2 separate regions of the Homo sapiens genome follow, and region 1 is linked to region 2. A link is a loop called in an ENCODE intact Hi-C map of the cell type or tissue named here. Cell type or tissue: heart left ventricle. All regions are shown on one strand. Links, peaks and the distances in the headings refer to the core of each region. The heading gives the core; the rest is flanking DNA. Region 1 has its middle 65 kb from the start of VWC2. Region 2 has its middle 130 kb from the start of VWC2.

The links. Hi-C counts contacts between places; a loop is a spot of excess contacts. Peaks named below come from ENCODE experiments on the same cell type or tissue, not always from the same donor. Only the 100,000 strongest peaks of a DNase experiment are listed, where the experiment ranks them.
Region 1: a loop joins it to region 2, with 4 times the contacts of the local background. A loop is called at or near these places in 3 of 110 quality-filtered maps.

What each region holds. Positions count from the first base shown.
Region 1 is chr7:49,700,097-49,716,282 of GRCh38, forward strand. No RefSeq gene overlaps it. Among named protein-coding and RNA genes, the nearest start is that of VWC2, 65 kb to the right of the region's middle. In heart left ventricle, for the core only: no CTCF peak of the experiment used is centred there; no DNase peak of the experiment used is centred there; H3K27ac peaks cover 233 bases.
Region 2 is chr7:49,633,979-49,650,164 of GRCh38, forward strand. No RefSeq gene overlaps it. Among named protein-coding and RNA genes, the nearest start is that of VWC2, 130 kb to the right of the region's middle. In heart left ventricle, for the core only: no CTCF peak of the experiment used is centred there; a DNase peak (open chromatin) is centred at 9,483.

The DNA.
Region 1 (16,186 bases), core at 3,086-11,085, 64 kb after region 2:
GCCCTGAAAATCACTGCCAGCCACCATGGAGGGTCATTGCTTCTCCGTGCTCCTATCCAATGCTTGTTGCCTTCGTGGGGGCCACATGATTTTGCGTGATTTTTTGTAGACTTTAAATAGATAAAATTGGTATAATTTTGAAGGTCCTTTTGGATTTTTTCAACCTTAGCCACACATTGGAATCACCTGGGGAGAATTGTTCAAACAGCTAAAATATCACTGATGTCCGACATAAATTCAATCAGAACATCTGGAGGGGAGCCCAGTCATCCATTGTTTCCAACACGACTCAGGTCACTCCAGTAGGCAGCCGAGCCCTGGGAGCTGCTGCAGTCAAGAGAGCCGAGCACTTTCCACCTGGCAAGCCTTCCGCGGGTTTTCATGATGACTTGTGGGGCCTTTTCTACTGCTTTTTAAAAGCAGCGCTACACTACCTTTCTCTCGAAGCAGCACTATGCTAAATTAAAATTTCAGTGCCCGCTGTCGAATGTCTTTACTTACAGGATGCTGAGGGTGTGCACGGCCCTCCTTTTCTCCTGTATAGCAACAGCAGTGCTCTTCTCCTCACTCCTGGCTCCACGTTAAGCAGGAGAGGAAGCTGGGCAGGCCCAGAGGGCATGGTGTGTTAGCAGGGCTCGTGGTTCTCAACTTGGGCTGCCTGTGATTTCATCAAAGAAAGTCCAGTCGTTCGGCCAAACCTCCTCATCATCACTACCCTTTGACTAGTAATTTTGATGTTTTCATTCCTGCCTAGCTCCCAAGCCTGTTTCTCAACTGTGGTTCAGAATCTAAGAGGCACGGAATTGAGTGATTTCCCCTTCAAATATAAATCCATACAACACGGGTCCCTGGGGGGCGGAGCGCGGTGATGAGGACCCCAGCCTGACACCCTCCATGCTCAGCTCTGTCTGAGGAGCTAAGGAAGGAGCTGGCAGCGCTGCGGCGACGCATCCCCAGAGGAGCAGCAGCCTCTGACAGCAACACCAAGTGCAGGAGCGGAGGGCGGGGGAAGTCACCTGCTGCCAGGGTTCCACCGTGGGGATGATAAGAGGGAACAGCATGCACCACTAAGTGTGGGAGTCAACGATAGGTAGGTTTCCATAAATATTATCACTAAAATCATTCATATGTTTTGTTATTGTTAAGAGCTCTGACTATTGGTGATTTTCATTTTAGAGATTTTCTTACCTGAATTTTCTAAACTTTAGTCAGAAGACATAGTACTTACAAAAGAAGAAGAAAGAAGAAGAAGAGGAAGAAGTAGAGGAAGAAGAGGAAGAAGTAGAGGAGGAAGAAGAAGAAGAAGGAGGAGGAGGACGAGGAGGAGGAGGAGGAGAAGGAGAAGGAGAAGGAGAAGGGAGAAAAGAATTAAAAAGCATTGCTAAAATGATTGTTTTGTGTTTCCTTTTAATACTAGCACAACTTTAGTTTGTGTGACCCATCTCCAACTTTTTGTTTTAGCTTAATATCTTGCAATTAAACCAAATCACCATTTAGATGTTAAAAATGTTCAATATACTTGAAAACCTACTACCAGTCAGTAATATCCAAGGTAATATACTAGGTCTTTAAGTCATTTCAAATGTAGGTAAATTTCCTCTGTTTTACAAATGGACAATTAAATACTGAAAGACTTTTATACTAGTTATAATTCTCAGCTTCATTCTAATTTTTTGTAATTAATTTGTAATTATGTTTTGTACTCAAAACTATGGTCTAATTTATTCATGCTAAATTGGGATGGATTTTTTAAATGTTAAGGGTTTAGTATTACGAATATTTTAACAATAATATAAACTCCACTTAACCAAAGTGCAGTATCATATTAGTGCATCATTCTCTTCTATTGTATATTTTTATTTCAATTTCTTAACCAAAGAGTACAGGTTTTGGAATCTCAGGAACCAGACATAAACCTTAGATTTCTCTAACATAAGAGGGATAAGCAGTAGCTTTGAAACCAGAAACATGGGATTAAATCCAACATGTCGTTTCTTCAGCTGTGTTATTTGTCCTCTCAAAAGCCCGTTTTCCTTGTCTAGAAAATGGCAGCGACATTGCTTTCTTCATGAGATTATTGTGAGGACAAAATGAGGTAATGGTTATAAATCCTCTTGCACTGTGACTGGCACACTAAAAATGCTAAATTACTCTTGGTTCCTTTTCCTTCCCTTTAATCATACATACAAATAACTCAAGTTTATGTAGCTGAACCCCTACAGAATTCAGTCACCATCCATATGTCTCTGTGATCCTTGACTCATGAATAACCCACCAACTGAAATTTCTCAATCCTCCATAATGAGTCCATCTAAATCAAGGATTGTATGTCAAAAATGATAGTACAACAGAAACATGCAATAAAGTTCTTTTTTCCTGGAAAAATGCATTTGACTTTTAGTCCCTAGAGTGAACCCCGCTACAGGTGGAAGTCAGCAGAGTGAATGATTTTCTCACAAGAATTCCCTTGTGTCTTCACTTGGCAAGCACTTTACAGAACACCTGCTGCCCAGATGCTGGGGCTGCAGATGACATGCTATCATCTATTTCCAGAATTAAATCAATATCCAAAATATTCTGTCCCACTGAATGGTTGATGTAAAGGAGTCCACCCAGCTCTAGAATATTCAATGATAGAAGAATACAAAATCCTGGGACTTCTTCCCCCACTGAAGTATTTATCAACTCTGTGCTGCCTTAGGTCTAATGCTTGTGCCTTACAGTCATCCTTAGGAAGGTGTTTATACACCCATGTTTGCACACATGTACAAAGTTCCCAATGCCCACCTGAACCAGTCCCCTAAACAGCTGAATTTCAACTTTCTTTGTTTCTGGTTACGCACATTGAATGTTGGCTGTGAAAGAGCGTGTCCTTCCAGAATATCTAATTTGTAAACCCACCTATTGCAGAAGTAGCATCTACATCTTCCCTTACAGCTGGGCACTGGGCTGTCTGTGAATGGTAACGAGGCAAATGTTTAGTAGAAAAAGCATGGAATTGGCCAGATCTGGGCTCAGTTCCTGCCTTCATCACTTAATCAATGCTTTACATTGGATTCAAAAATTAACTGGTCTGAACTTCAGTTATTTACAAGGGACAGCAAAACCAGCCCCACAGAGTATTCTCACCATTTTCGCTTCCCTTTCACATATAGATCCCGTCTGTTTTTCTGTGACTTCTGCTCGCTGGTCTTTTCCATCCTGGTGACTCTCTCTCCTTACCATTATTTTTCTTCAGATAATCTCTCCTCCTTAGGCCAGCATGACCTAGCATTTCTGTATCACTACAATCTTTTCAATCGGAAGAAACAAAAAAGTAACAACTATCTTAGATCAGAAGGGAGCTTTATCGGCTGAGTGATTGAGCAGTCTGGAGGTCTGCAGGCTTCCTGCCCTGTCTGCTGGAGGCCATAAGAGCTCCAGCTGTTTCCCTGCAATTCCTCCTGCCACCCACATGTGCTGCCTTTGTCCCAAGACAGAGGCTATCAGTAGTAACAGGGCTTCAAGCTTCACATCTGGGGGAAACTATATGTCTCTTCTCATAGCTATTATAAAAACATGTTCAACTTCACTGTGCGTGGATCATCTCAAGACACGAACCCTTCTCCTGACCCATCACTAAGGCTGGGGCCCATATTACCTGATTGGTCTAGGTTAGGTGGCGTCTCTCCTAAATGGCTGGTGGGTCTTCCCACCTAAGAACACGTGACTGGCATACACAGTGACGGGAATGGCATCAATTTGATGAAGGAAAATACAACTTCCTCTATATTCCCTCACCGGTCAAGTCTCCTCTTTCAACATTTCCTGGTTCTATCACTTTTATTCTGATGCTACATCCTTCTCACTCAGTGTCATCCCAGTGGACACCTGGAGAAAGTTCCACGGCAGGTCTGCTGCTAGATGACCAGTGACTGTGCTTCCAGAGAAGGCCACCCATCTGACTGCCCTGTAATGTTTAAAGAATTTGCTTAAGTTGTGGGGGGAAAAAAACCACAAGCCTCTTTATATGCCAGATATGAGTACGAACGACTTCTGACTGGTTCCAAAGTAAACCCATCTACAAAACTAGACTTGCCACTGGTGAGATGACACTGCATTGTAAAAGAGAATACTTAAGGGGAAAAGTCCCATAACAGAGGAAACCTTAATTACACTATGTTTTATTACTCACTTCATTACTTCCTACCAAAAAGGCATTCCAAATGCATAGTATTATGGAATTTACTAATGATTTAATTTAAATGGGTATGTTTTGATATAAAAGGCTCTTTACAGTATGATTATACTTATACAAAATGAATGGCTCACATCTGTAATTCCAGCACTTTGGGAGGCCCAAGGTGGGTGGATTGCTTGAGACCAGAAGTTCAGACTAGCCTGGCTCACATGGTGAAACCCTGTCTACTAAAACTACAAAATTTAGCCAGGCATGGTGGCACACATCTCTAGTTCCAGCTACTTGGGAGGCTGAGGCACAAAAATCGCTTGAGCCTGGGAGGTGGAGGTTGCAATGAGCCAAGGTTGCGCCACCGCACTCCAGCCTGGATGATATATATATAAATAAATAAATAAAATGCCATGTGTGGGTGGTGTAGACAAAGGAACACATAAACAAATTAGAGGTGTTCATCTTTGGAATGGTGGATACATTATTATTAGTGAAGAGGAGAATAAACATGAGCTTTTAGATTATAGCATATCCTGTCAACACATTCCATAGAGAGATTGTCACCTTATAATGAATATTCAGTCTATCAATGTGACTGTTTTATATGAGTAATACCTGTTCTCTTTAGTTGTTTTCTTAAAATAAAATAAAAAATAAAACACCAATACCTAATCCCTCAAATATAGAAGATGGTACCTGTAATATTAGTCCTGACTGTGATTGGTCAATACAGTGTTAGTTATCATCTCACACACTTTTAGAATGTTTTATTTAGCCCTATCAAGCCTGCACTATGTAAATAGTCCCGCAAAAAACTAGCAAACATGCTACATGTACACACAAGATAATGAATTTTAAAACTTCACAAATAAATACAAATACATCTCTATTTGAAAAACTACCATTCTCATCAATGAATAGGGCCCTACCTAACAGAAACACCTACTACAGGATACCCGATAATTGTATTTTCTCCTCAGGAAAAACTGAAGCTAGGAGCATCTTCCTGGCTAAATTCCCAGACATCTGATATTTTAGTTTTATTACAAACCTTGCCCATTTTAATCTGATTCTCTCTTCATGATACATGAGTCTCTTCTTGCAGGGTAAGTTCATCTGAGAGCAGTTCTCTCATTTTAAATTAATCGGCTGCCTTCAATGTTATCCAGATTGAAGTGTTGATTGTGTACTATTTATCTTCTTAATAACAAAAAATTAATCTGCAAAGGAAATATCAAAGGAGATGATCTGCTCTCCACTGTGAGAGATGAAGTGGTCTGATGTTCTCACTGAGAGTCATATTTAACTCCTTATATTTATTTCTGGGTGGTCATAATTTTATTTAAATTTGATTGCTTTCTAGACTTTATGTTTTTGACTTTATTCCCAGAACACCCATCAGATTCACTCCAGGTCTCACTAAGACCAGAACAGCCCACAGTCAGGAGTACTGAAAAGCCCCTCCCAGTCTCCACTTTTAATCCAACCCCCAGCATCCTTTTTAGAGCCACAGATGTGACCTCCACACCAAAAGCAAATGTTGCAAAGAGATGCTCAGAGCTACAAAACACTCCTTCCTTCCCCACTGGTCAGTGCAACCCCTTCTTAACAGCCGCTTATTCTCTCATTTCTCACACCAACCACCTGCCCTCCTCCTTTTCTACAGTGTAATATGGGAAGGCATTCTCATTCACAGATGCCAGATAGAGCAAGGGAGCATAGAGCTACCCACATATGGCTAAGAAATTAGATCAGATGTTCAGGATTCTACTTACCAAGAGGTCATGCCTGCATTTCATTGGAGAACAGCAATCTAGGGTTTCTCCTATGTTAGGATAAGAGACATAAAAAAAAAAACTATAAAATTCTGCTCAAAGGAATAAACAAAGATGACAATGGGGTCATGGTAGAAATGTTAACAGAGCCCTAGCACGAAGCCCTGGTCTACATATCATTCCTTAAAAAAATGATTCAGCCATTCAACTAGTGCCTGCCAAGTACTGACACCATGCCAAGTCCTAGGAGCCCGGCAGTGAACCACAATGTCCCAATCCTGCCCTCAGGTGACTTAGAGAACATGATCCATGAGCCCAGCACTAATTCAGACTGTTAGAGAGGGCTTGTTAGACGCCAGACATTGCTCTGACTGATTTGTTAGTTCTTTTAATTCCCACAGAAATATTTTACGGAAGTTATTATTGCTGTCCTTATGTTACAAATGAAAAAAGATATGCGCAGAAAGTCTAAACAATTTGCTTCACAATGCACGGCCAGGAAGTTCTGGAGGCAGGATCTGTGCACAGGCATGAGTGGCCCCAGAATCCATGTTCTTGACCCTGCTATATCAGGGGTCTTTGCCATCCTCCACATTCCTGTTACAGTGCATCCTCACTAAACAAGACACGATCACGTTAGGGCTGAAAGTCAGGGAAGAAATTATCTTATCCAAAACTGTAGGTTTTGTGGAGACTGAAGCCCAGAGAGGGCTGATCACAGAATAGGCACTATGCGTCATGTCCCTATATTTCACACCACTGTCTGCATTAAAAACCAGCTACAGCAAAGGTGGTGTTTCATGCTGATTGAACCCCACAGCCTCTAGATAGTAGAATGAATATGTCTGAAGAGACTTTCTGTATTTTAGAGTTTCTCTGTTTTTCTTTTTCTTTACCTTCTATGTCTCCTAATGCCTTGTCTATGCTCTTGTAGCCTTGGGTCTTGACAAGCGGCCACGACATAGCAGAAAGTATTTTACCAACAAACAATGTCCAAATCTCCTAAATGCAGGGTAATTTCTTCCCCTGTGTCCATCATGGATAAGTAAGTAGCTGGCTTTCTGGAGAACTCAAGAAGATTAGAATGTGCCCCAAGCCTTAGTTACCTCCTGAGTGCAGCTGGGAGCCTCCAACAGTGTGGAGCAGTGGAAGAGGAAAGTGAAGGTAGCATGTGACCCCAGCTCAGACCAAGCCAGAGGTGCACACACAAGGCTCTACTGCAGCAAATGTTGGCTTTGTCATTTCCTTGGCCTGTATGTCCTCACTTTCACTTTACAACTGTGAGTAAAAGTGTGTGATCTCTAGAAGAGTGGACTATCTCCTAACAAGTGCCTGAAACTATAACTTTCATTGTTAGGAAGATTTAATCTGATGTTGGTTACTTAAGTGTTTTCAGTCGGTGAAAATGTATCACTTTTGATCTGTGCACTTTCCTGTATTCCTGATATACCTTATAATATATATGAGATCTGAAATCACACAAACCTAAGCCTAAATTTTCAAGAATTCATTTCTACCTTTGATTCTGGGCAGATGTGCTTATCTGTTCTGGACTCTATTTATAAATAAGAAAAGTAGCAACCCCCAGAGCTCTCCTAGGAAAATAAGAGATTTTCACACATGCAAAAACACCTGGAACACAGCAGCACTTTTTGATAATTCTCATAAGGAAGGAACCTGAGTCTTCTTTACCTTTTTCCCAAATGCCCACAAAGGAAGATCTTAAAAAATGTTTTATTTGAATTACCAATTACATGATGAATTTGCTTATTTTTCTCAAAGAGATAAATCATTTGGTATAAAAATGACAAGAGAAGTTCACTAAGGACAATACTGAATTTGAGAGCACAGATATTCCTCACGCAACGCAGTGGTAGACAAGAGTCACTAACTTAATAGTCTATTCTCCTATTGATGTTGAGCCACAAAGTCCTGCTGAGTTTGTTAACATAGTCCTTCAAGACCTGGCTCTAAATGGGCCTTCTCAGGCCAGCAGACATGGCATGAGACAATGAGTATTTATGTCTGTAATTACCTGATTTGAATAACTAATTGCCCCCTGTTGCTTGTGTGGCTTGGGCTGTGCCAGTTGTCTAGATATGGGGCTGAGAGCCAACAACAGACTAATGCAAACTCCCTCTCTGCAGTTCATTTGCTGAATGGCTTAAATAAATCACTTAGTGCCTCCACATCTCAATTTCCTACTCTCTATAACCGTGGCAATGGTTTATACTTGTTTACCAATTAGCTGACTTAGTTAATAAATTTAAATTGCCTTGTAGATAGGTAATATCGAGTGCAAGTAAGTATTAATTATTGTGATTTGTGAACACTTCTCAAGTAGTGAGTCTTATATGCAAATGAGGCAATAAGTAGCCTAATTTGGTAAAAAGAGAAATAAATGCTAAGTAGAAGTTGTGTCAGCAACTGCAAATGTTTACATGAAAGCAGAAAGGAAGAATTAGAAGACTCATTGGTGGGAAATTGTCTTTGGGCTGCCAAATTAATCTGTTGCTTATGGAGTCTAAAATGGATTGTGAGAGTGAACAAGTTGGTGAGAGACCTCGGGACAGCTTCCATCCCTGGGGAGAACAAGTAGAAGTCTACACAATTGGACCTGGGCGGCCCCAGGGTTTCTAAGGCCTTCCTTGACAGTAATGAAATACCGTGTTCGGTATTCCCGGATTGAATATGTGTTGTGAATCACATCCTCTGCTGGATGATTGGTGGCAGGAGTGAGACTAAGAGCAAGTGCTGATGAGTTATTTTCAGCCTTTGTGGAATTTGTAATCTAAGAGAAGAGAATCTACACACACAAGCAATTAAGTAGCTATAATAGACACATGGATAAGCAACTAGAGTTAGGAGAAAGCAGGAGGTGATGTCTGAGCTGGGTCCTGGATAATTAAGTTGACATTAGCCAGGGAGAAGTGGGGAAAGGGATGGTGGGGGCAGAGCCCATAGCGTGGCCTTTGGAGCAATGGGCTGGCAGGTCATTCTGGCCACTCTATTGAAGACAGAAAGCACAGGATGAGAGACAGGCAGCCAGGCAGGAGATGATGGCAGGAGAGGTGGGGATGTAGCCTGGGGAAGGCTCTGATACCAACCTGTTAGTGCACTATCTCCTGGAAAACCAGAACCTACACAAATGAGGGAATTGGAAGTCGCTTCTCTTAGTCACTGAAATTTCTCTTTTCAGTGGACCCTAAGAAAAGAAAAGCCATGACAAAGTAAAAAGAATATAAACATGTCAGGTGTATGCTATTAGATGTACAAGTCTAAGGAAGCCAAATACCTTGATTGCCTTACATAGCGAATATTCACTTTTGCAAGTATCTGTAGGGGGATATAATCATTCACTCATTTCTTCACCTGCCCACCTGACAAACAGACCAAAAACCTAGGATCCTTCACTAGTTATTTGTCATTAGGGGACTCCTAGGAAATGAACCCTTTTCTTGTCTGAGGAGCCTCTCATTGTTTGCCCTTGGCAGAGGCAGTTCCCCACCTTTTCCTAAGGAAGCCATCAGAGAGCAGATCATCCCTCCCACATTAAGCAGCCAGGAGATGGGAGGTAACCTGGGCCCAGTCACCATCTCACTCCAGACATAGCCAAGACTATGAACACAGGGGTAGGGGAGTGAGGCAGAGGCCCAGGGCAGGTGGAGATTCTAGGGAGTGGCTGCAGAGCATAAATGGTGTGGTCATGCCAGTGGTGCCATCCCAGCCAGGCACTACCTCAGCTGCCTGACTTCCCGGGTTCTAGTCCTGGCCATTCTCCCAGCCTGGACCACAACACCTCAAGAGGACCCTGAAAACTCCCAATACCTACTGAATACATGTATTTTCTGTTTCAATTTACAACCAAGAACACTGACTACACTACACACCTTTCCATCCTGAACCTGGAGGTGTCTGGGATAGATCTGCCCTGTCGCTCCATTGTGTTCTCTTGATTCCAGCCCTACAATTAATGTCCCGCACTGTCCTGGAGTTTACCCAGTGCCAGACTGGTGGGGTGCTATGAAGCACTCCTAAGTTTCAACAGAACAGAAGGGAAACTGAAAGTTGCCCAATAATTGTTATGATTTTTTTTTTCTATATTTATACCCCATGGCCCAAGTAAGAAAGAGAAAGAAAAATGAACAACCATTTATTTATCTCCTTCTATGTTCAGGGCCTTGTGCATATGTGTGTGTGGGTGTGTGTGTGTGTGTGTGTGTGTGTGTGTATCCCCTTTACATACATTATCTCATCTAATCATTCTCTTTGTAAGAAAAGTATTATTATTTATGTTTACAGAAAAAGAAACTGAGGCTCAGAAAATGTCAGGTGATTTGCAAACAACATAGAATCAAGAATATATGTGCCTAACTTCCAAACCCTACTCTATTTCACCAAGCCACAGTTAAACTAGAGTCAGGGAATTTTAGTAACCTGTGATAAATGCCATTTAACAGCGTATGAAAAAGGCAGGGCAGGATGACAAATGTTGAATTAAGAAGACAAGTGTTTGAATAGACATTTCTCCAAAAGATATACAAATGGCCAATAAGCACCTAAAAAGATATTCATCCTCATTAGACATTGAGATGATGCAAATCAAAGCCTCAATGAGATCGCACCTCATCCCTACTAGAATGACTAAAGTAGATAAACAGAAAAACAAGGGTTAGCAAGGATGTGGACAAACTGGTATTCAATGCTTTGCTAGAAGAAAAATAAAATACTTTTACCGAGTAATGAAAATGTTCTAAAATTAGATTATGGTGATGATTTCACAATTTTGTATCAATAGTATCATACACTTTACACAGGTGAACTTTACAGTGTATAAATTGTATCTAAATAAAGCTGTGCAAAAAAAGGAATGCTATTAATTTAATTGATAATTATACCATCTGACGTATTTCCTACTCAACTCTTTAAAGTTTGTTTTATAACTGACTTTCTTTATAGCTGACCAACCTGAGGTTACAAAGTTAAGTGACTTCCTCAAGGTAACATAGTGAATGAAAAATATTTAATTTTGAGAGGTGACAGCGTGCTGGCAGCCCTCACAGCCCTCGCTCGCTCTAGGTGCCTCCTCTGCCTGGGCTCCCACTTTGATGGCACTTGAGGAGCCCTTCAGCCTGCCGCTGCACTGTGGGAGCCCCTTCCTGGGCTGGCCGCGGCCAGAGCTGGCTCCCTCAGCTTGTGGGTAGGTGTGGAGGGAGAGGTGCTGGCGGGAACCGGGGCTGCGGGTGGGGCTTGCGGGCCAGCATGAGTTCTGGGTGGCTGTGGGCTCCACGGGCCCGCACTTGGAGCGGCCGGCCAGCTCTGCCGGCCCCAGGCAATGAGGGGCTTAGCAACCGGGCCAGTGGCTGCAGAGGGTGTGCTGGGTCCCCCAGCAGTGCTGGCCGACCAGCACTGCGCTAGATGTCTCGCTGGGCCTTAGCTGCCTTCCCGCGGGGCAGGGCTCAGGACCTGCAGCCCACCATGCCTGAGCCTCCCCCACCCTCCGTGGGCTCCTGTGCTGCCCCAGCCTCCCCAATGAGTGCCGCCCCCTGCTCCACGGTGCCCAGTCCCATCGACCACCCACCCAAGGGCTGAGGAGTGCGGGTGCACAGCGCGGGACTGGCAGGCAGCTCCACCTGCAGCCCCAGTGTGGGATCCACTGGGTGAAGCCAGCTGGGCTCCTGAGTCTGGTGGGGACTTGGAGAACCTTTATGTCTAGCTAAGGGATTGTAAATACACCAATGGGCACTATGTATCTAGCTCAAGGTTTGTGAACACACCAATCAGCACCCTGTGTCTAGCTCAGGGTTTGTGAATGCACAAATCCACACTGTATCTAGCTACTCTGGTGGGGACTTGGAGAACCTTTGTGTGGACACTCTGTATCTAGCTACTCTGGTGGGGACTTGGAGAACCTTTGTGTGGACACTCTGTATCTAGCTACTGTAGTGGGGATGTGGAGAACCTTTGTGTCCAGCTCAGGGATTGTAAACGCACCAATCAGTGCCCTGTCAAAACAGACCACTCGGCTCTCTGTAAAATGGACCAATCAGCAGGATGAGGGTGGGGCCAGATAAGAGAATAAAAGCAGGCTGCCCGAGCTAGCAGTGGCAACCCCCTCGGATCCCCTTCCGCACTGTGGAAGCTTTGTTCTTTCGCTCTTTGCAAAAAGTCTTGCCGCTGTCACTCTTTGGGTCCACACTGCCTTTATGAGCTGTAACACTCACCGTGAAGGTCTGCAGCTTCACTCCTGAGCCAGCCAGACCACAAACCCACCAGAAGGAAGAAACTCGGAACACATCCGAACATCAGAAGGAACAAACTCCGGACACGCCACCTTTAAGAACTGTAACACTCACCGCGAGGGTTGGCGGCTTCATTCTTGAAGTCAGTGAGACCAAGAACCCAGCACTTGAGACCAAGAACCCACCAATTCCGGACACAATTTGACCTAAGCTGAAGGCAGCAATCCCAGGTGCATCTGTCCCTCCAGTCACAGATAAGTAAGTTCTATCATGTTTCTCAACAAACAAATATTCAAATGAAGGAACCCGATATGTTTAGAAAATTTTATATTTAGTCCCACAATCAGTTTGTGACGAGCATATTATTATTTCCATCTTGTGGTTGAGAAAAGGCTCAGAGGAGATGTTTTTACATTTTTCTCACACAATTAATGAGCAAATTCCCCAGGTGCACTTTTCTTTGGCTTTTAAATGGGGACTCTTTCCTACTGTATACACCATGCTTCCTTCCGCAGAAATTTAAATCCCTAAAACCTATTCGCTTCTGAGATGTCAAAAAGCTATAAAAAATTCAATTGTTTCTTCATAATTTGTACAGAGAAACAGGTACCAAAAGATTGCAAAAATTGTCAGAAGTACTATGTGTATCAATGATGATGCTCATTCAGTTCTCAATCCAGTATTCATGAAAGTGTTTAAATGATACAGCACTACCTAGAACTTACATTTAATTTGGTTTTGTTTAATTCTTGTGAAAGATATTTAATCTTATCTTTTCTTCAGTAGAAATGCAATAAGACAAATGCACTGATGGTATAAAAGCAAAAAAAAAAAAAAAAAAAAAACAGCATTTAAAAATAAATTCAAAGACCTGTCCATACAAGAACAGGTGTTAAATTAGCCACAAGAAAACTCTCATGTTACTTCCCGAATGTAATACTATAGAATTACAGGGAATGCATCATTAAAAAGGGAAAAGCTTTTTAAACTCCTGTTCTCCAGTCTAAATTAATAGCTTCTATGTTTATTGGTTCCCAGAAGGAAACAAGCTGGGTTTGTTTACTCCTGCATATGAATAATCATGTCCATCATGTCCCATTGGAGGAAAACATACAAAAATGATTAATGTTCCTGGTTATAAGAAGTAAACAGAATGCACAGTCAGAGGTAAGGAGGGAGGGAGGCTTGAAATGGAACACAAGTAATGGAATTTGCTCTAGGAAATTTCGATCTGCTGGTAGGGCCCCCCAGGAGACAATAATCCAAGTGCAAAGTTCAATTCAATACAAGAAAGACATAACCCCTACTCTGTGCCAACCAGCATAGAATAAGAAATATATTCCTGCCTTACGGTGTTTAAGGTCTCACACCAATCCCAATGCAGTACAAAGATTTCTACATTTGGAGAGAAAGGATACAGGAAAGTGGAAAACGGAAGAAGTAATTGTCAAGATAAGATGACCTTTACATGGATCTTACGTAAAAACACTTAACATTCGCAAATCTTATTAAGCACGTTAAACTAGAGCAACCAGTGATTTAAATACACATAATCTTCATAAAAACCCTATGAGATATTATTGCCCATATTTTCCAGATAAGAGCACTGAGGTTGGAGCAGTTATGTGCCCGAAGCTTAGGTCTGTGTCTACCGTGAAGGGCCATTTGACACGCAAAGCCAATCCCCTAAGCCCTGTGGTTATCATCTTCTCTGAAAGGAGTAGGGGGACTCAAGGCTCAGGAAAATCACAGCAGGAATGCAGGCTGGCAGGGAAACAACATGAGCTGATGAGGCATGCTCAGGAGCCACCAGCCTGTGGGAGTCACTGCGGAAAAATCACCAGTGGGGAGAGGGGAAGCAAAGGATCAGAAGAGACAAGACCCTGGAAAGTGCTGCAAAGAATTTCTAACAGTCTAAGGTCACTGCATAGCAAACAATCTCAAATGTCACTGGCACACAAAACTCAGTAATTATGTCTTGTTTGCATATTAGTGGATAAGCCAGGATGACTCTCCTCCATGTGTCCTTCAACCTTCATGCAGGACCAGCTGCTACTGCAGAATGTCCTTCCCATGGCAGTGGCAGAAGGATGAGGGAGCTCTCCCAACTGCACAAGCACAAGGGAAGCCCCTGCTTGTGCCAAGTCAGCTGTTAACCCAACGGCCAAATCAAGTCACAAGGCACAGCCCAGTGTCAAGGGGTGAGTGAGTACACTTTGCTTTTGTGGTAGGAATACCGCAGCAAAGAGGCAGAGGGTATGATACAGTGAGGGGTGAAGAACAGGGGCCAATCATCCAACTTACCACAGCATTAAAAGAATTTAACAACAGGTAGCTTCTGGGGAACCACTGACAGCTTTTACTCAGGGGATCAAAACCGTCAGATTAGTTTTGATGGGAGGATAGATTTAGAAGAAGTAAGCTTTTGGGATGCATAGTTAGGGAATAACTTTTTTCCTTTCCTAAAAAAATTTATGAAATAGAAAGTTTCCATTCTGGCTGAGAAGAATAAATAGAATCCATATACTTGACTCAAGCAGATGACTTCTGTGATTTGGTACTGAAGATTTGTCAAACTCCGGGAAATTTGTGAGTCTATAAATGTTCCTGTAGTTTTTACACATGTGTGTTCAAAGAAAAAGAAACCAAAAAGGCACTAGGATCAGATTTCAAACTTGCTCAAAGTTAATCAATATGATTATATCTTTGTAAATGTTTTTTCACTGTAATCAAATGAACAACTGTTTAAATAACCACCTGCCTAATTTTTATTTAATATACACATTTTCATTCAATAAAAATGTGAAATCCTATTGTTGTTTTTAAACTGACACAAGTATTTTTACAGCTCTGTACCAAGCTTGTCTCACACTGTAGCATGCTTCATTACCAAACTATGTTTGAGTTTGCCTGTTGGAAAATGGGCTGTTATCATTGTATAACGGGACTTTGTAGTTATGTAGATTGGAACATGTATCTCTTCTGAGCTTCCTTTTTTTTATTTTTTATTTTTTTGCTTTTAAGAGAAAAATACTAATACCTACATAATAAGGAAGTTGTGGGTTCTAAAGAAAGAGTATAGTAGGCATCATGCCTTTCAATATGTGGGAACCATGAATATTACTATTGTGTGGCACCACCTTGTTAAAGTGGGCACACAGTTGCGACACATCGAAGGCTTCTCCACATAGGCATGAGCCACTATCAATCCTTTTGAAAACACAACAATCAGGAAGAAAATTGGATTGTTTCTTAAGAATCAGTGACTCAAGGAATAGGTTTTTAAAAAGCTACAGCGTTTTCTCCTTGTTCAGTTTGTATATAGCTCTGCACTGTGAAGACTGAAAGTTATTACTACCTCATGACCTGCAATAAAGAAGCTGGGAGCCCTGATCAGTGCTGTGGAGACATGTTTCTAGCCCAGTCAGATGAATGTTCTTAATTGCCATCCATCTTCACATACCCTGAGACAGGTTAAGAAGCCGCTGACTGTATGATGTGAGATCCCTGGCTTCTTCTTGCAGGGCATTGAGGAAGAAGGAGGGGAGAAAGAAGGGAGAGGCCACACATCTACTTTTCTGCTTCACCCCCTTCTTGTAATAGAGTAGATTAAGCATCTCCATCCAGAACATCATCAGTTTAGGTAAACATAAACTTGGCATTAGATTCGTATTATGCTTAAGAAGAGTCCATGCTAATAAATGCAGCTCACATCTGGCAAAGATTTTGTCACATACATTTTCATGCTGTGTATGCTATAACCTTTTATATTCCTTCCAAAATTAAAGCCTAAAACACCTAATCATCCATTAAGCATAAAGAAGCAGAATCAGTGTATTTGGATGTAATTTGGATGTAATTTCTTAAGCACAAGAGTCTTATATTTCTCCCAAGCTCTTGCATTAAATGTTAAGGCAAATCTTCTAGTTGTATATGCTTTAAAACTATGTGGGAAAAATATGTCAAATTTTTAAACTACATTGGAGAAAAACACAATA
Region 2 (16,186 bases), core at 5,154-13,153:
CAGACCTCTTCACACTCAGATCCCTATACACAGACCTCCTTACACACTTATCCATATGCAGCAACCTGCTCCCACGCAGGCAGAATGGGTCACACCTTTTCACACCTCCATTGGAGATGGCCCATAGCCCTTATCCCACCTAAGGCTAACATCAGGATCCAAGTTCCTGAAGTTGCAGCACCTCATTCTCTAAAGTGATTATGGAGTTCCATAAAACCTATTGTTGAGCTTAGTATTCTCCTTAAAATGTGTAATGAACATTATCAATTAAAAATATTATCTGGATGGCAGAGGTTACACTGTTCATTTTTTGCCAACCCCACAGAGCCCTACAGTTATCCTATCATTCATAAACATGTGTTATTTGTCATAAAATTTTCATAACATCACAGGCTTTTGTATTCATATTATTTTTGACAATCGTAAATAGAAATGAACATCTTTTAAAATCAAAGAGATATACCTTCAAATCTTGCTTTCTCCACTTTCTAATTATTTGACTTTTGTGATCCTGTTTCCTCATCTAGAAAATGGAAATGATAACAACTGCTTCAGCTTCACAAAAGGCTGTGACCAAAAATTGAGATCATGTGTGTGAAATTCCCTACACAGTTCTTGTTACAGAGTAGGCAACTATCAAACCAAAGTTCTTTTGAGACACAGAGGAATGAGAACATTAACGTTTACTCTCTCTCCTCAAGCATTATGTTCTGTAGGGTCTCATTTTAGCACTAGATCTCTCATAACTAAAATTAAATCGGAACAATTAATTACATTTCCTTCTGTGATGAATTAGTATAGTCTGATTTCTGAGGCAGTAAATGGAAACTATAACATAGAAGAGGAATTTAATTATTTAAATGAATGTCATTGTACCTGTACCAGCTTATGAAGTAAGAAGAATTAAGTGAGAATAAAAGAATTAAGTAAGAAGAAAAGCATAAACAGTAGAGAGAATCCAAGGAGAGGAAGTAATTGGAGGAAGAAAACACACTAAATGTGTGTTACCAGTGCCAGGGGCTACCTCCCATGGGAAGACAAATATTTCTTTTCCAATTTCAGTATTTTACCCCATACAGCCATTTCTCCCACGCTTGTGTACTTCAGAATATGAGCAGTGGAGTTCTGTGGTTGCTCTCCCGAAATGACCTCATGTGAGGGAAACGAGTAAGGTGCAGTGGAACAACAAGCAGAGATGGTGTGTATGAGTGGTTGGTCCTGCCACCCTTCTTGCTGCACCTAGAGCCATTTTCTGACCCTACTACATTTCAGACCATATAGGTGCCCCAGTCCAGAGAGAAAGAAAGGTAGAAGGAGACTCTTCAAAGGCAGGCATACATTTAGATTTTCTGCTCTGGTACCCAGACACATGGGTGTGATAGTGCCTATGATTTCTTTTCCTTATGTTTTTTAGCTTTGGCTATGTCATAATCATTATTTCAGGTACTTTGCATGAATACTCTCATTTAATCCTCAAAACTATCCTGTATGTTGGTGTTCTATCCCCATATTATAGGAGGAAAACCGATGCTCAGAAAATTCAAGTCCCTTGAGTTGAATTCAGGCTTTCAGACTTAAAGACCCATGCATTTGTATTCACTTCAACCTTGCATCAATTTCAGTGCCCAGTCTTTATATTTTCATCTGTGACTGGTTGCATTCCCTGATTTCTCTCCAGTATCCACTTTTCTTCAAGACCTCAACTCCACTTGGCACCACCTCCTGTTCCTTAACAATTGTAAAGATACACCCCAACCCCAAGTATTTCTGAGTGCACTCTTCCCCATCTCTACACACTGCCAGCTTCTAGACCCAATCCTCCAACTGCCTGCTGGAAACTCATAAATGGAATCCTGTGTGATGTAGCAAACAACACCTTCCACAATTTTCCAACTGGAAATATAGCAGCAAGTTCCATGCCTTTCAGTAAGTAAATTATACACAATGATACCATTATGACACAAACCAAAAATGCAAGTAAGACAGTCTAGTTTGGCAGAGGGCCCAGTTCACCATTTCCCAAGCATGCCACCCCCTTGTGGTCTGACTTAATCCAACAGTCAAATGGGGGTAGCTAGAGGAATGGGCAAACTGAGAGTCTTCAAACCATCATCTGTGAATATGGACATGTACCCCTACGTGGAAAATACATGGCAAAGAGTTTGAGATTATGTTCCCTGACAAGAATCTGGGGAAAAGAAATTCCATGTTGCTGCCTAAGGCTACATCCATATGTTAGAATAGAATTCAGACCAGTATCTAAATCTTATCTTCACCAGTGTTTGAAGGTATGTGGTCCTGGGAAAATTACAGTGGGGGAAGGTAAAGGAGGGGAGTAACACTCCCCATGCCATGCCTTTATGGTTTGAGTGATAAAATGAAAGTAGTAAAATTTACATCATGCAGTTCTTTAGAAGCCTAAATAAGCTCATGTAAGCAAATGTATATAGCTAATGACTGACATACACCAAGCCCTTGATGGGAAACTGTTGACTCCAAATCGGAACCCCAGTCTTATGACTGAAGCACCAATTCATCTCATTTACCCAGGGGGAGCCAGTCAGACCTCTTACAACAGATTTTTTTTTAACTGCAGAGTTTCATGCTAGCTTGGGGTGATGCATTGCACAGCAGGGGACATTTCCATTGGAAATTTTCATAATAAATCACTTCTGCCAACATGACATTGACCAGTGCAAGTGAAAACTGTTCCCTTTTGCTTTCTCTGAGAACCTTACCTAGTAAAAGTTATAATTAAGGAAGTTGCGGACAGGAGATCAATTGAGAGGAGTCATGGTTGGAATTATTAATAATGCGCTATCAGCAGAGTGTCTTTGTCACTCAGTAGGCATCTTCATCCCACAAAAAGATGAGCGGGAAACTCCAAGAAGCAGCCAAACACTAGCAAAGCAGCTTTCTTTGCTCTTATGGCACCGGCCGACAGCGGGATGGAAGGTGAGACATGGGCCATTTCCTCAAGAAAGACAGAAAGCAGTCAGAATCCAGGGCCAACCTCCTGGAAACACTCTAATTTCCCCCATCCCCATGAGGCAACCCAGAGAAGACACATGGCAGCAAGCCTGCTGGGCAGGAAAACATGGCCACCAAGGGCTTTCCTCACTGTCTTCACTCTGCCACCTTTAAGCAGTTACGCCCCGAATCATTTACTCTTATCAACTTCTTCATTGACCACCAGTGTGTTTTGTATACATCACTTTCCACTTTTCTTGAACATGTTATCATAATTCTTCCATCAGTTCTTTGGAGTACTTGCTTGAGTAATTAATTTCAGAAATTGTAAATGGCAGCTAATAGTTTTTGAGTTCTTGCTAATCCTAAAATATTTTCTTCTGATGTCACTAGTGAATAATAACTTGGATGGATATGAAATTTTAGGATTAAAATCCAGCTTTCTTTAGAAATTTGAGTATTGATCTGTTGCCCTAAGGCATTTGGTGCTAAGGATGATAAGGCTGGAGATACTGACTTTTTTCATGTTACTTGGTGACATATTTTTCTTTTGAATTAGAAACTTGTGGGATTTTCTTTTAATTTTAAAATTCTGGAATTCTCCTGATGTATGACATATCTATGTATGTGATTCCCTTCAATATATTCCAATCGTCCTTAAATGAGCCCTTCTGACATGAACTCATCTACATTTCTTTAGTAGGCATTTTTTTATTTTTTTATTTTTTGCTTTATTGCTTCCTTTCTGTATCCTCTGTTCTCTCACTTTGGAGCTCCTTTCAAATGGACACCATGCCCAATATATTACATTTATCCACATACACTTAAGGGATATACAAAAAGTACCCCTGAGTTTCATTCACAGGCTGAGGTTTACCAAAAACTGTCCTAAATCATTATTTCATTTTTCTGCAAAGTTCATTAAACTCCATGGTTTTTCTAATTTTACTAATCACAAGTTGGAATAACAAGAATTCTTTCTTGCTTTCAACATTCTAGTTATTTTCATTCTTCATAGCTGCTTGTTCTTGTTATCTGGGTGCCACACTCTATAAATCTCACTGAGAGTAATAACTGTTTTTTACTACTTTTGGATAGTTTCTTTCCATTTGATCAGTCTAGCTTGCTTCTTCTAAGTTGTTGATTCTCCTAAAGTGATGAGGGATTCTTTTCTTGTGTAAATGCATATAGAGGTCTGGTTTGATCAGAACCCCTCTCGCTGCTGGCCACCTCAGGTTCCTCTTCTACATAGTCTGGCATCACAGTCCCCACAGGGTGCTCATCCTCTCAACAACCCACTAGGCCAGAGTCCCATCTCCACATGCAGGGCTTTCAGAGACCCTAGTGTTGCACCCTGGTCACTGTCTTACAAGCTCTCATGTGTCCAGCCCCTGCTGGTGATTTGTGGAGCTACCAGAGAGGTTGTCATTGTTGGGAAGTAGAGCAGGCATTGCTTTGGAGACGGGACTATTTAGACTATGTAACCTCTGAGCTGAATCTAATAATAGTGGCCTGAGGTTGCACAAGGTATTCTTCCTTCCCTATATGGCTGTGCTGCTCATGTTTCTGCCACCCCACAAATCCGCACCTTATGTAGCAAGAAAAGTGAAATATGGGTATGAGAGCTGCTTGCAGGTTGAAAATTCATATTTGTGCTAGTCAGCTTCAGCTACCATCACAAACAACCACAAGCTGGCTGGTTTAAGCAATAGAACTTCATTTCTCACAGTTCTGGAGGCAGGGAAGTCAAAGATCAAGGTACAGGCTGATTCGGTTCCCCAATAAGGGCTTTTTCTGGTTTGCAGATGGCTGCCTTCTCCCTGTGTCCACACATGGTGGAGATTGGGAGAAAGCAAGCTCTCTGGTGACTCTTTGTATAAGGGTTGTAGCCTCATCATGAGGGCACTACCCTCACAACCTCATCTCAACATAATTAGCTCCCAAAGGCCCATCTGCAAGTGCCGTCACTTTGGGTGATGAAATTCAATTCAACATATGAATTTTAGGAGAACACAAGCAAGCCTAGAGCAATATCCATCTCTGCTTTTTGAGTAATCGTGCTGAGGCACATTCTTGTTGCTATGATTTTGAAGGTGTTTCTGTCCACTATTTAAAAAGCTGGTCTTTGTCCCACATTTCCTCAGTGGGTTAGTAGGACACTGTTGGCTTATTCTGGAAGATCAACCCTGATCAGTATTTTTCTGTCCCAAGGCACCACGAGGGAGTCAGCTGGCCTGTGATCTACTCATCCCTCTGGGGGAAGGATGCCCTTGGGAAAGAATAGAAGACAGCATACCATCCAGTCCAATCTCTTTGGCAACTGTAATCTGGGTAAACATTTGCAAGGGGAAAGAGTACTTATCTACAGCATGCCCATAGCAGGATGTTCCCAGTACACAGCTAAGGGATAACCTAGAGTAAATACACACAGATTACCTGAGACCTGGCTCCTAGACAATGTCTCATAGGTACACAGTTGTCTGTAAGATGATCTGGAGATGTTCCATGACTCACATCCTCCTCCTGCTGTGGAAAGTATCCTGAAAACCTCACCTAGAGGCCTCATCTACTATTGTAGTCCAGAGGTGCATGTCCAAAGGAGGAAGGGAGGATGTGAAGAGCCTCCTTTGATGCCCCAAACTGCTCTTGCCTTTGTTTGAGCCTCCTGGTTGTCTGCATGCCTGACATTAGTCCCAGAGACCAACACTGGGAAACTGATTTGTGTGAACCTCATTTGACAACTGGATCCCAGGGAGCTCCTCAACAGAATCAAAAGTTAACAGAAATTCTCAAAATGTATAGCCTATTGATGGCACTCTTTTCTGTTCTTTAGCACTTTTTAGGATATTTAGATATCATTTTTTATATTTGTTTGGTCTTGTCTCTGGGCTGTTTCGAGAGAGGAGCAGTTGAACTATGGATTGAATGTGTCATATTGAAATTGGGGCCTCCCCCATGGTCTTTAATAAGTTCCATAACTTGTCCTCTGCTGGATGACAAAACAGTTCATTTCAAGTGAAAGCAGAATTTGTCACTTTTATCAGCACCATTTTTACTAGTCAGAAACCAGTGATATGAGTCAAAATGACACAGCCCTACAATGAACCAAAGATCAAAGAAATTTTTCATGCTGGAAGGCTTAACAGTGAAGTTCCTAGTGTAGACATAATATGTGCTCAGAAGAAGTCAGAAATGACAAACCAATAACTATGCACAAAATGACTTAGCAGGCAAGTGTGTCGTACCTAAAGGTCTGATTTCTTCCATGTTTCAGAACTTCCTCCAAGGGGATTACACCCTCTTAACACTCCTTTTAGTTTGTTATTTTTCCTGGAATCCTTGAGGCAGAGCGGCACTCTGGCCATCCATATGGTGAAATAAAATCAGAGGGAACTCCTTGCAGGATCTGTGACATGGGAGAAGTTACTTCATTCATTTCAAGGAGCAACGCATTACTGGATACCTGCCAATGCATTACATGCTTTACACACATCTTTTTTTGTTTCCTTTCTGTGTTTTAATTAATAAACTTTATTTTTTGGAGCAGATTTGCAGAAAAATTGAGTAGAAAGTATAGAGTTCCCATATACCTTCTCCCTCTTCTCCCACCCCACAGTTTTTCCTATTATTAACATTGCATTACTTTAGCACATTTGCTACTGGTGGACTAATATTGATACATTCTTATAAACTAAAGTCCATAGTGTACACCAGGGCTCACTATTTGTGTTGTAGATTCTATGGGTTTTGATAAATGCATAATGACATGTATCAACCATTACAGAATCAAACAGAAAAGTTTAAATGCCCTAAAAATTCCCTATCTTCCATCTATTCATTCCTTCTTCTGAATCCCTAGCAAGCACTGATCTTAAGTACACAGGCTTTTAAGTTTGAATTCTTATAGTTAGTGATACACGTTTAAGATTCTTCCATGTTTTTCCACTACATGATTGCTCATTTCATTTTAGCACTAAGTAAAATTTCCTCGTATGGATGCACCACACTTTATCCATTCACCTACCGAAGGGCATTTTGATGGCTTCCAAGTTTTGACAATTATGAAGAAAGCTGGTTTAGACACTTCTGTCAAGATTTTAGTGTGGATGTAAGTTTTCAGCTCCTTTGGGTTAATACCAAAGAGCATGATTTCTGGATCAGATCATAAGAGTATATTTAGTTTTGTAAGAAACTGCCTAACCATCCTCCAAAATGACAATACCATTTTGCCTTTGTACCAGGAATGAATGAAAGGTTCTGTTGCTCCACAGCCTCACCAGCATTTGCTGTTGTATTTACATTTTAGCCATTTACTGGGTGTATAGTGACATCTCATTGTTGTTAAATTTGCAATTACTTAATGGTATATGGTGGTAATTATTTTTTCAAATGCTTATTTCCCATTTGTACATCTTCTTTGTTGAGGTGTCTGTTCAGACCTTTTGTCTCTTTTTTAAATGGGTTATTTTCTTATTGTTGAGTTTTAAGAGGCTTTTAAAAATATTTTGGATATAAGTTCTTTATCAGATATATGGTTTACAAATATTTTCTCAAAGCCTGTGGCCTTTTTACTATCTTGACAGGGTCTGTCACAGAGCAGAAGTTTTAGTGTTAAGAAATGCCAGTTATCAATTTTTTCTTTCATGAATCACACATTTGGTGATTCATGAAAAAAAACTTATCACCATACCCAAGATCATTTGGATTTTCTCCTACGTTCTCTTCGAGGAGTTTCATAGTTTTGTGTGTTACATTTAGGTCTAATGACCCATTTTGAGTTAATTTTTGTGAAAGGTATAAGGTATGTGTCTATATATACATTTTTTTTTTGCATGTGGATGTCCAGTTCTTCTGGCATCATTTGGTGAAATCATTCCATTTTACATTGCATTGTCTTTGTTCCTTTTCTACACATTTTAAAAATTAGTTCTTCATCAAAACAACTCAAAATTGGTTATTTTATATTCATTTTGCAAAAAAAAAAAAAAATTAGATACTTAAGTCATTTACCCTTAAAAGTAAAACAATGGTCAACCAGCAAAAGGTTTACCAGGGTGCGAGCCAATGTCTGAGCCTGGTGACTTCACTGAATCAGGTTTTTCCCAATGGGAGTTTCTTGGAAAAAATATTCCTTGGAAAGTTAAGTTTATGAAATAATACATACTTAATCCTTTCTCAGAGATTCAAAATATGCATTTGCCTAAAGAAAGAAACTTCTGTTAGTGTGTGCAACGCAAGATTTTCTGCCTGTTGTTTTAAGTACAAACCTTTGCTTCTGCTTCCAGCATAACTCACCTCCCATAGAACATCTTTGGCAGAGCCTGCCCCGTGATAAACATTCTTATTCTATTCTGGGCTCTTGGGGGAAGGGAGTCCTTAAGACGCTTCTCTCTGGCCACAATTTGCTCATCTCTAAAATTAAGAAATAGCCAAAGGATTACAAATCATGCTACTATAAAGACACATGCACACGTATGTTTATTGCAGAACTATTCACAATAGCAAAGACTTGGAACCAACCCAAATGTCCATCAATGATAGACTGGATTAAGAAAATGTGGCACATATACACCATGGAATACTATGTACCCATAAAAAAGGATGAGTTTATGTCCTTTGCAGGGACATGGATCCAGCTGGAAACCATCATTCTGAGCAAACTATTGTAAGGATAGAAAACCAAACACTGCGTGTTCTCACTCACAGGTGGGAATTGAACAATGAGATCAATTGGACACAGTGCGGGGAACATCACACCCCAGGACCTGTTGTGGGGTAAGGGACAGGGGGAGGGAAAGCATTAGGAGAAATACCTAATGTAAATGATGAGTTAATGGGTGCAGCAAACCAACATGGCACATGTATACCTATGTAACAAACCTGCATGTTGTGCCCATGTACCCTAGAACTTAAAGTATAACAATAATAATAATAAAAGAAATAGACAATGGAGAATGGAGACTTGGAAGGGTGAGGTGATGGGAGGTGGGTGGTTGATGAGAAATTACTTAATGGGCACAATGCACATCGTTTGGGTGATGGATACTCTAAAAGCCCTAACTTCACCACCAAGCAATCTATGTATGTAACAAAATTGCACCTTGTACCCCATAAATTTATACAAATAAAAGATCAAAAATAATATCTCCTTTTGTTCTGACATTCTGAAAAGCCTGTGATATATCACCTGTCATTCACACATTTCTCTACACCAAGATTTTCTGGACAGACTGTTTTTCTTGCCTATTGAAAAAAGCTGAGTCTGTGAAGACAATATGAAGGCAGAGAGGGAGGAATCCATCCTTTACCAAATAAGTGGCCCCAGGACACATTCTTCCCTCTGCACAGCAGCTACATTCCCATTAGGGACAGTGGACATTTTCCCATGCAGTCCATGCACTGTGCCTTCAATAAACTGCCGTGGACTAATGTGAACTCATTTTGGCTGCTGCAGTGATGGCTGTGGCAGTGGTGACTGGAGGCGCTGTCCAGGCTCTCTCTCCTTAGCAGTGCTGGAGAGTGGCATCGATCTGGGCCGCCTGCAGAGGAGCTGCCAGCAGCTGGGCAGGCTGTGATTAGCAGCTCCTGAAAGGATCCCTTTCAAGGCTCTGGAGCCCTGCTTGGCAGCCTGCACTCTGTTTGCCTTAATTGGAGCAAATGATTTGTGCTTTCTCGCCTCAGAGATTGATCCTTGCTGAGGACCACAGTTACAGAAGTCAGGTGAAAGAGAAGGATGTCCTAGCTTGCTCTGAACATAGACAGAAAATGCTTCAGTTTCCTTTCAGGGTGAAATATTGATGCTCAGCGATGACTTCAAATGCAATTTTAAAACATCTTTCAAATTCAGAGATTTGTGTGTCAGTTCTGCTCGCTGTAGACACCATCAAACACAATTTGCCCTAGGAATCCAAAAACAGAGCTTACTGAGGAATATCGGAATGTGAGGGGCCTGCAGGCAGAGGCTGATCCCCACAGGATCAGCAACAACGGCTGACACTTCCAGAGCCTCCTAATAGCCAGGAGCAGTTCCCAGCCCATCCCATGCATGGCCTGTGCCTCCCTCACATCCCTGGTGGAAGATTCTAGTATTGTCCTGTTGTACACTTGGAGAAATGGAAAGATAAAGAAACCTGTTCAAAATCTGTTTCAGTAAATTACAAAGCATGGTTCCCAACACATATTAGATGGTTAAAAGTATTAATTAATTAATTGATTAATTACTATTAATAGTATTAATAGTATGTATTTGAAAATGAACAGAAGAACACATCAATCAATGACTCAGTGAAATCGATGAATCAATCAAACAATAGGTAGTGCATCACTTGAAATCTCCATGGGGAGAACAGGAATGAATGTGTGCAGTGTCAGTGCAGGAGACAGAGCTTCTCATCAAGGCACCAACTCACCAGGATGTTCCCTTGTGGGTCACCAGAATAGCACTGCACCTTAGGGGATCCAGGTCAGGAAGTCATAAGTGTGGGTGAGTGATGGACACTGAACTAGTTAAAACTGATGTCTGAGTATGGAAATAGATGTATATGACAGAACAGAGCTGACTGTGAAGGTCCGTCTGGGGCCCTACACTCCATCTGGGGTGAGCTCATGCTTGTGTTAAGGCTGCAATGCTCATTGGCTGTCCATCTGAAACATTAGCCACCTGGAATGCAGGCTGACACAGAGGCTTCATTATGGAATGGGCAGAGATGTGCCTAAGGAATTTGGGGTAAGGGAGAGAGCAAAATTGCATTGAATTCCTTCTATGTGCTTGGTACTAACATCAAGCAAGTACACAGAAAGGCAGTCCTCATTTTGCTCAATTCTGACATGCAGAGATTCCATTTACTATGGCTGATATAATACCTGTCCCTCCAACAAAATGACTTTGACTTCACTGTTAGCTCTTCAGTTCACACATCCCTACATAAATACTAGATGTGCATCATGATCAGTGACCAATCACTTCACTTCTTGCAAAGTCTGCCAGTGGTTTGGCCCTGAACACCTGTTATTCAGGTCACACTTGTCAGGAGCTAGTCTAGCTGGAGACATAGCTGAGTAGCCAGGTGCCAGAGTAGCTGATACAAGGCAACAAGCCAAAACAGAATTCATAATCAAGGCTTTAATCACTTACTGCAATGGTATAAGCAAAAGGCTGAACCAGAAAAAGTGCTGACTCCCCTTTGTTCTGTTTTCTCCCGTGGAACGGTGTTCCAGTCGAGGGTCAGCATAGACATTTTGGGGCATCATTTTCACAGCTGAAGGATCTCCAAACAAATGGCTCCTGTAATTTTACTGACCCAGGGGCTAGGAGGAAAGATGAGGGAGGATTTGGAGTGGAAAAATACTGGGTAGTGAGTTAGAATGGGGAAAAGTGCCTTCAGGGTTTCCGCCTCCTCCCCATCTCTATAAGGAGACCTCAGCAGAGGCCCCTGAAGAGGACCTTAGATAAAAAGACATAGGAATGAAATCATCTGGGCTGGCAGTGCAAAAATGCATAAGAAAATGGCTGCCCAGGTGGTGTGAGACCCTGACTGAAACTCCCTACAGTGTCTGCAAAGCACTGGCTGTGCAGATGTAGGGAGGAAAACGCTCCCCTGAGGTCTGCCAGGTAAAGCCTTTGTAATTGCCTATGGTTTGGCCTGAAAATTTACACATGGGTTTTTTGTTGTTGTCGTTGTTCTGGAGACAAACTCTGCAATGCACAGACAGGAGAGCATGTAGTTATATTGTCTCTTGTCCCCCATGATAAACTGGCATGATATTTTACCATTGAGCTTGGTACTATTTTTTATTTTCCTATATGCAACATTGGTAATCAAAAGAGGGAATTGGCCAACAAAGATAAAAGTGCAGCAAGGAAATGGAAAGTGATAATGCTGGAAGTGAAATTGAATAAAATGTAAATCAGGTTGTAGAAGAAATAGCTGACAGAGGGAACGTGAACACTCAGCCTTCGAGAGACTCCAGATGTGCAGTCGGGGAGCTCAGGACAGAGGATAGTTGACATCAATGGCAAAAAAGGACGTCATTTCCTGGAGGAAGGAAGGCTGGCAAAAGATCTCCCACTAAAAGGACTCTCAGAGATGTTTCACAACATGGAAAGCACTAAGGACAAAACATTGGAAGTTGATCCAGTCTTAGCAAAGAGAATGGCTATATGTCAAGGCATGGAAAAGATGCTTGCTCTGTATCATAAGGGATGAAAAGAAAGCAAACACTTTTCAAAGGCTCTTGGCAGGTTTCTAACAAATAAATAAAACCTCATAATTCTCCATGTTTCTGATATTTTAAAGTGCAGTTTACTAAATAATGTTGGTTTTACTAAGTTTTATTTTCTCATATATCTATAAGTGACAGTAAGAAAGTTTTGAATGTTTTGACAAAAATGTTCATATGTCATGAAACAATCGTAACTTTTGCATTGATTTAAATTAACACTGTTTGCAGTCAGATTTATGGTCTTACATTACCTTGCAAAGCGAAGACTGCCTGTATTACCTAATATCTTTACAGAAAATCTTAAAGTATATTGCATTGTTTTTGCCACGAAGATAGAAGCTAAAGCTCAGAGTAGTGAAGTAAGCTGTCAGAGATCACAGAGCAAGTGAGTGATAGAGCTTAGATCTGAACACTAGTCTCAATAACACTTCACTTTCTGCCCTCAACAGTACCCTAGGAAAGCAGAGAGGAGTCTGCTACCCCGGGAAGCGTTAACAGTGGGTCAAATCTGGGGCTAGACATTTTCTCCTGTGCCAATAAACACATGATCCAAAACTGCTGGAAGGGCATTCCATAAAAGAACGACTTAGAGTTTATAGTAATTCCAATAATAAAAGAATTTTAAATGTATTCAGCACTCCCTCTGTATAGTGTGTGCACTATGTAAGGGCTTCATAAGTGTTAACTCTTTTTTTTTTCTTTTTTGAGACAGGGTCTCCCTCTGTGGCTCAGGCTGGAGTGCAGTGGCATGAACTCGGCTCACTGCAACCTCCACCTCCCAGGTTCAAGCGATTCTCCTGCCTTAGCCTACTAAGTAGCTGGGATTACAGGTGTGTGCCACCACCAGCTGGCTAATTTTTATATTTTTAGTAGAGACAGGGTTTCACCATATTGGTCAGGCTGGTCTCGAACTCCAAATCTCAAGTAATCTGCCCACCTCCACCTCCCAAAGTGCTGGGATTACAGGTGTGAGACACTGCACCTGGCCAGCGTTAACTCTTTTAATGCTGACGGCAACCTAATGAGGAAATTTCCATATTATAATATTCATTTATATTATATTATTTTCTTTGAAATATACAAATTACATGGTTTTGTATATTTTATATTTATTTTATGTTTTCTATCTATGGGAAAAAAACTGAAGGGGACAGAGGAAATGAATTCACCACAGAACACAGAGTAGTACCTAGCAGAATGGAGGTGAGGTCTCAGGCCCCAGCTTCCCACTTGGATGCTTGTGCTCTGGGCTCACCCTACCTGGCTTTAGTGCCCCTCACTCAAGTGACTCAATCCCTCGAGGCTCCAGTGCCTATCATGTGTTCATTCCTGCCTCACCATGACTCCCTGTTCCTAGGCTTGCTTCCTGATAATTGCTTAGACCTGTCCTGGGTCCTGTCCTGCAGATTCCAGATCTGCTCCATCTCATTCCAGGACAGGAGTCTTGTTCCCACACCCATGCCTTTACGTGGAACTCTGATGGCACTGCTATGAGTGGCTTCCTACCAGAACCCCTGTTACCCTCAAGATGGCCAAGGACATGTAAGAGACAGGTTTATTTTACGCTCTTCAGAAAAAAGATTCCCACTCCAGATGTCCAGCACTATGGTGCACCGTTTATATATATATTATGCAATTCCATTTTCACAGTAACAAGAATTGAGTTTGAGTTTTGTTTGTTCATTGTTCTTTAGTTTTTATTTTGATTTACTATTTTTCCTATGGATTTCAGGTGCTGTATTAATCCATTCTTGCACTGCTATAAAGAATTACCTGAGGCTGGGTAAAGAAAAGAGGTTTAATTGGCTCACAGTTCTTTAGGCTGTACAGGTAGCATGGCTGAGGAGGCCTCAGGAAACTTTCAATCATGGCACAAGGCGAAGAAAAAGCCAACACATCCTTACATGGCAGAGCAGGAGAGAGAGAGAGCAGGGAGAGGCACTGCACAGTTTTAAACAACCAGATCTCGTGAGAACTCACACACATCATAGGAACATAAGGGGTAATCCATCCCCATGACTTAATCACCTCCCACCAGGCCCTCCTCCAACACTGAGGATTACAATTCAACATGAGCTCTAGGCGGGGACACAAATCCAAACCATATCAGGTGCCCAGGAAATAATTAATAATAATCTTGGGTCATGGCATGCACTCATCATTGTTTTGACACAGTCAGCTAGTTTTGTTTAGTTAGTTATTATAATTGTGTGTTAAGCCCTAGTGTACCCACTACCCTAAACAAAACCCAGGACCTTGACACCCTGACAGCAGCCCATACTGAGCAGACCATGATTCCTCCTATCTCACTTCCTCTCCTACCTTAAGGTGATCAACATTCTGAATATCATGTGTGATGGTTAATTTTAGATATCAACTTGATTGGATTAAGAAATATCTAGAAAAAATGGTAAAGAATTATCTTGGGTGTGTTTATGAGGGTTTTTCCAGAGGAGATTCTCATGTGGGTCAGAGTGGACTAGGTAAAGATCTATCTTTAATGTGGGCAGGCACCATGTAATCTACTAGGAACCTGGAGAGAACAAAAATTTTAAAAAGGCCAATGTGTCAATCTATCTCCTGGAGCTGGAATATGCTCATCCTCTGCCTTGGATAACAGAAATCTGGGCCCCCTGGCCTTTGAACTCCAGGACTTATACCAGCAGCCACGCTGGATTCTCAGGCCTTTGGCCTCAGAATGAAAGTTACACCCATCAGCTTCCCTGGTTCTGAGGCCTCTGGACTTGGACTGAGCCACACTATCAGCATTTCAGGGTCTCCAGTTTGCAATTGACCTGTCCTGGGACTTCTCAGCCTCCATAATTGTGTGAGACAATTCCCCTAATAAATCCCCTCTCATCTATCTGTATACAGATATATCCTGTTGGTTCTGTCACTCTGAAGTACCCTGGCTAGTATTCCAAGTCCATCTTGCCCCTTTTTGTTAACTTTTATATACTTTGATATCATATTTATGTACTCTCACAAAATATGGAAGTGTTTTGGAAAGAAGGTGGATATACATATGTATGTATGTATAAACACACATATACTCCTACAAACAAACATATATGTATTAGTCTGTTCTCACATTGCTATAAAGAACTACCTGAGACTGAGTAATTTATAAAGAGAAGAAGTTTAATTGGCTCACAGTTCTGCAGGCCATACAGGGAGCATGGCTAAGGGAGGTCTTAGTAAAATTACAGTCATGGCAGAAGGGGAAGGGGAAGCCAGCACATCCTACATGGCTGGAGCAAGAGCAAAAGAGTGAAGAGGGAGGTGCCCCACACTTTCAAACAACCAGGTGTCATGAGAACTCTATCACAAATATAGCAAGGGGAAGTCCACCCTCATGATTCAATCACCTCCACCAGGCCCCTCCTCCAATCCTGGGAATTATAGTTCGACATGAGATTTGGGTGGGGACACAGAGCCAAACCATATCTATCTATCTATCTATCTATCTATCTATCTATCTATCTATATTTTTAAGATTCACATCTGTTTAATGTATATAAAGCCAAGGAAAGGACAGTCTCAAATTCAATAGAAATATTCTGTACAGGGGGGTGGAGCCAAGATGGCCAAATAGGAACAGCTCCAGTATACAGCTTCCAGCGTGAGCCATGCAGAAGACAGGTGATTTCTGCATTTCCAACTGAGATACCAGGTTCATCTCACTGGGGAGTGCCAGACAGTGGGTGCAGGACAGTGGGTTCAGTGCACCGTGCATGAGCCAAAGCAGGGCAAGGCATTGCCTCACCTGGGAAGTGCAAGGGGTCAGGGAATTCCCTTTCCTAGTCAAAGAAAGGGGTGACAGATGGCACCTGGAAAATCAGGTAACTCCCACCCTAATACTGCACTTTTCCAACTGGCTTAACCAATGGCACACCAGGAGATTATATCCCGCACATGGCTCGGAGGGTCCTACGCCCACAGAGCCTTGCTCATTGCTAGCACAGCAGTCTGAGATCAAAGTGCAAGGTGGCAG